Linked DNA regions of Homo sapiens: region 2 is linked to region 1. Evidence: chromatin contacts called from ENCODE Hi-C or POLR2A ChIA-PET data. All regions are on one chromosome and are shown on one strand. Each heading gives the region's core, a stretch centred on a gene start or an enhancer-like site at or near the end of the contact. The rest is flanking DNA. Distances are from core to core; before and after follow the strand shown.

Region 1 (2,509 bases), core at 4-2,503:
ACTGCTGAGGGGAACCATTAGTTCTGTCTGACTGCATAATGGGGTTGGGGGCTTACAGGATGGGAAGGCTTTTAGGAGGCCTCTGAGGAGGAACCAGAGGAGGGGGCAAGGGCAGGGGTTAGTCAGTAGATGAAGAATCAGGAACTTCTTGCGGATGGTCTCATGTCAGTTACAGGACTCTTTGTTGTTGATACCCAAGGGCAACAGCATATTTTAGCCACTTTAAATGAGGTTGCCTTCTAAGAAAGGAACTATCAACTAGGATGAAACCAGAGATATGCAAATCTCTGGTAAAGACAGAACAGCTGACTAGATCAAGGCCCTCCACAATTTTAGCATTTCTAAAGAAAGATTGCGTCCATCTAATGGAGGCTGGAGTCATTCCTGGAATTTTGGAAAATAGGAACTATTATTGATGGGGACTTGGAGTCTTTCTCTATTAAAGTACTAATTTTTAGATCACATGACCATAACATAGGACCCTTCAAGACTGTAATGTGGCTTCTCAAGGGCCGGTCTGTCTACAGGGAGAACTTCTCCCAGTCCTGCCCATGGGGGCCAGGAGCCTGCTGAAGCTGGGAACCTGTGGGAGCAGTTAGTGGGCAAGAAAAGCTCGGGAGGACGAAGTGAGCATCAGCTGTAAGGAGGAAGGAGGAAGGAAACCAGACTGACAACTGGGTTTGATCAACCAAAGATCACAGTGACCTTGTTAAGAACTGTTTTGGGAGTAGGATGGGCCTGATGCCAGTTTTGAAGCTGTGCAGGGAGAGCTAAGGCCATAACTGGAGGGGAAGTCGGGTGAAAGGATTACTTATTTTTTAATTTTTCAGTGTGAGAAACCTGGGCATGTTTGGATGTTGACAGGAAGGGCTGGTGGAAAGAGTTGATTGCAGACACCTTAGGGAGAGGAGTTGTTGGTTAGTGTGATGCTCCTGGGCAGATGGATGGGGAGGTGGCAGACTTAGGTGAAAGGAAGAAGGGAGGCAGGCCCAGAAGTGTGGATGAGGAACACTGGGACTGTAGGATGGGGTCTTCTTTGCTCAGGGTGAATGAGCCTGTTTGGGGTGCATGAGGCTGTTAGTTTGAGGAAGGGGTGGAGGGGCTTAGAACCCATTGTTGAGAGAAATGTGAGGAAGTGTCTCCAACAGGGGAGAGAAAAAGGCTTCCTAAAGTACGTTTCAGGCCCAGCATGAGCCCCCTCTCCCCAGTTCATCTGTAAGGGCCAGCCTCTGCCAAGAAACACAATGTCTCTCTGTCATCAATGATGCAACCGTGAGTAAGAGGCACTGAATCCTGTTTCCGACATAAAAATGAAAGTGATATAAGACACAGAGCCATTGTGAAATCTAGACAAATCTTTAACTATTTGTCATTTAGCACATTGCTTTGCTCACCCTGTGTCTTCGTTTTCCCAAAGGTGGACAACTCACTGAGGGCCCTCAGCCCTTCCTCAGCTCACAAGCGGGACCTCAGGTCTATAAACAGTTTCAGGAGGAAAGGGAAGCAGAATGAGGAAACGAGGCTCCAATGCCAAGCATTGGGGAGCCCGGAAAGACCACATTTCCAAGAATTCCAGGCCCGGAAGTAGGAGCTGGTGAGCGCTTCTTTAAGTCAACCCATTAGGTATCAATAAGATGAACAGGACAATTACTCTGGGGTCAGTTACTCCCCTTCCAGAAGGAATCTTCACTGTGGCTTACTCATTGCTAGCAGGAATCCTTTAAATGCCAAGCTTCCTAGTGCGTTTCATTAGGATTTTAATGTTCACAAACACAATTCCAGGATCATCTCCTGGGCATAATTAACAGGGCCAATTGGATGAGCCACTTTTCTTGGAGGTAGCTTGAGACTGGAATAGGGTTCTTATGCCTAGAGATGTAGAGGAAGAACTTTTTTTGAACTAGAAACTCCCTTCTCTAACAGGTGGATTTGTGACCTTCCCCTTCCCAAGACTTGCTTTGGGCTTGGGTAGAAGGAGAGCAGATTCCCAGAGATGGTCCTGGTTTATGGAAAAGGCATGAGCACAGTCCAGGAATGGATACTGTTGGTGACAGCAAATTAGAAATCCTAGCTGGAGGGTGAGCTGTGGTAGCAAGAGGAAGTTGTACATTTTATTTAGACTGGATTTGTGACATGCTGGCAGCATGTGAAAAATAACAGATAACGTAGATTTGTACATGCCATCTCGGGGGCTGGCATTGCAGTGGAGAAGGGAGGGCCAAAATGCCAGGATCCCAGTTCCACCAGTTTTGACAGTGTAACTTTTGGCTATTGTTTCTCTCATCTGGGAAAGGTCATAATAATACCCTGAGGGTCACTCCAAAGATTGGAATAATTTAATTTGAAGTTCTGTGCAAATTAAGGGACCCATTACAAACATTAACTTTCTTGAAAAAAATCTGTATTATTTTATCATTATTGTTGTTTTCTTTTGTAGAGACAGGGTCTCACTATATTACCCAGGCTGGTCACATACTCCTGGCCTCAAGCAATCCTCCCACTTTGGCCT
Region 2 (2,509 bases), core at 6-2,505, 160 kb after region 1:
GCACTTCCCTCTCCACCTCTTTGAAGATCTGAGCTGAAAACAACACTTGGCCCCCAACACTAATAACACCCATCTCTCTCTGTTTGAGAATCTCTAATTAGCTAGGCACTTCCCATGTATTATGTCATTTAACAACACTCTGAGGTAAGGGTGCTTATTCCCATGTTAGAAATGGGGAAACGGAGGCTCAGGAGTTCCTTGCCATTGGTCAAACAGTTGGTAAGTGGTAGGCCTGGGATGTGAACACAGGTGTGTCCTTTCCCCTACACGCAGTTCCCATAATAGAGAGTGATCCAGGAAGTAATGAAGCCAATTGCATCCCGTGTGAGGGAAGAGCATCTGCTGAACAGATGCCCGGATATACTGGCCGAGTGCCATGAGGACATAGCTTTTTCTTGGCGATGAGGGCAATATCAAGAGACTGCTCCATGGCAGAAATGCTTTTACCATGAGTCACCCCATTACTCCATTTGGAGAGTTTATAGCTAAGGAGCTACAGCAATTCACCTGTGTCTCCTACATGTTTAAGCCCCAGCAATCCAGAAGAGCAATTCTATTAAGCAATATCCTCCCAGCAACGTATGGAGAGTATAAGAAATCATGTGACTTATGTTAATCAGCACTCAGGTCAAATTCAGCTGTTTATGGGATCATGTAGACTGATTTACCAACATCTCCAGATAATGTTTGTTTTTTTTTTTTTTAATCTAAGAGCTACACCATTAATTTCTTCTCCTCATTCACTTTCAAGTTTGAAATCCAAACTCCTGATAAAGGCATCTCCCAGTTGTCCATGATCTGGCCCTTGCCTGCCTTTGTCTCGATGTTTTCTCTTAACTGTTATTTCTTACAATTCATGCTCCAGTTGTACCGGCATCCTGGGAGTTCCAGAAATGGCCGTGCTGACCCAGGTCTTTGCCCTTTTGATCCTTTTCCTTAAAAAGCCCTTCCTCACTTTGTCTCCTTGCCTAGTCCTTGAATATCTTCCAAGTCTCAGCTCTAAGACTTGCTTCCCTGACATCTTTAGTCAGGTTTAGGTCCTCCTGCCTTCTCTTGTCCTCTCATAGCATCTTGTAAAATATATAAATTGGTGCAAAAGTAATTGTGGTTTTTGCCAAATGAATGGCAAAAACTGCACTTACTTTTGCACCAATCTAATACGAATGGATCCATATCCATTTGCTGGAGTCACCTGCTCTCTCCTTCCTCTTCCACATGAGTCTGTATGACCCTCATGGGAGAGAAATGTGTCTTATTATTCTTTGAACACCTAGTGGTTGTCAGATAGCATGACTCACAGTCAGTGTTCAGGAAACCTTTGAGACATTAACCACAAGGCATGCTGAAATCTCACTCACAGGCTGCGGGGAAAGAGAAGAAGTGGAAGCAGGTAGAACTGGAGGGAGGAACCCACCAGCCTTTCTGATTGGCCCTGACCACGGGACACACAGTGGCCCCCAGGATCAGTATCAAACTGGGTAAAATGCAAGTAAAATGAAAACTGGTAAATACAAGCTCGATGCAAGCTGTCAGCACTTCCAAGGAGAATGCTTTGTCCAGATTCAGGGGTCTCAGGTTTTAGTTGGGGGATAAGCAGTCAGGGCATGATGTGGGGTGTGGGGATCTCTTTTTCCTGCAACAGAAATATATCAGGGCTTCACAGGAGAGCGGGCACCAATGTACAGGACTCCTTTCATTAATTACATTTAAATTAACTTAATGTTAGATTAAATTTATTAAAATTTTTGAGATAATTGTAGATTCATATACAGTTGTAAGAAATAGGACAGAGAGATCCTTAAAGTGGGCATCATACAGAGAGGGAAGTATCCTTGATCTCTGTTTACCCATGAGAAAAGGACCATTTGCCCAACCATTTAGCAGGCTCACTAAGCGGAGCCAGTGCTGGACCTTGTGCTGGTGAAAGACATCTAGAATCTGACTGGATCTAGTCACTCTGCCTCTAAGGACTTACAGTCTAGGGAGATTGGCCAATGAAGTAACAATTACAGTGTTAAATGCCACAGTGGAGAGACCCTGTGTGTGTGAAAAGCATCAAGAGTGATGGATGTGGATTCTGTTGGGTTGTAATGATGGCGGTCGGATGGTGCATTAGGTTGGTGTCATGGGATGAGGGGCTGTTCAAGCGTCAGTCTTGAGCCTTGATGACACATCCTCCAGTTGGAGAAGGGAGGCTATGAATTCCGTGATGAGAATAGCATCAGCAAAGATACCAGGTCACTTCACAGCCTGGAGGGTGTCAAGGTGGGCGAGCCATTTGTCCTGATTGAAGGCAGTGTTCTGGTGGAGGAGTAGAGGGAGGGAGGCTGAGGCAGTTGGCAAGGGAGACTGGGGGGTCTGGTTGCATTGCTCAGGCATAATCCTGTGGGTAACTGGAGTGAGCTGCAGCCCTACAGGATTTCCTTTCTTTTTTTTTTTTTTTTTTTTTTTTTTTTGAGATGACGTTTTGCTCTTGTTGCCCAGACTGGAGAGCAATGGCGTGATCTCA

The links. A loop is a pair of places that touch in the nucleus more often than their neighbours do. ChIA-PET counts read pairs that join two places held with the same protein, here RNA polymerase II (POLR2A). Pooled maps may share reads with other maps.
Region 2: a loop to region 1 is called in a map of PC-3, with 12 times the contacts of the local background. The contact joins two enhancer-like sites. A Hi-C loop is called at or near these places in 1 of 168 maps with a recorded cell type or tissue (PC-3) and 1 of 50 pooled maps. POLR2A ChIA-PET finds 5 or more read pairs at or near these places in 2 of 52 experiments (AG04450 and PC-9).

What each region holds. Positions count from the first base shown.
Region 1 is chr9:107,547,243-107,549,751 of GRCh38, forward strand. No RefSeq gene overlaps it. Among named protein-coding and RNA genes, the nearest start is that of KLF4, 59 kb to the left of the region's middle. Within about 2 kb of position 1,254, at least 13 of the 41 ENCODE cell types and tissues checked have a DNase peak (open chromatin) inside an H3K27ac peak, as active enhancers do; they include PC-3 and PC-9, where a contact is called at or near this core.
Region 2 is chr9:107,711,301-107,713,809 of GRCh38, forward strand. The region is part of intron 2 of LOC105376207 (a long non-coding RNA gene); the gene reads right to left. Among named protein-coding and RNA genes, the nearest start is that of KLF4, 220 kb to the left of the region's middle. Within about 2 kb of position 1,256, at least 6 of the 41 ENCODE cell types and tissues checked have a DNase peak (open chromatin) inside an H3K27ac peak, as active enhancers do; they include PC-3 and PC-9, where a contact is called at or near this core.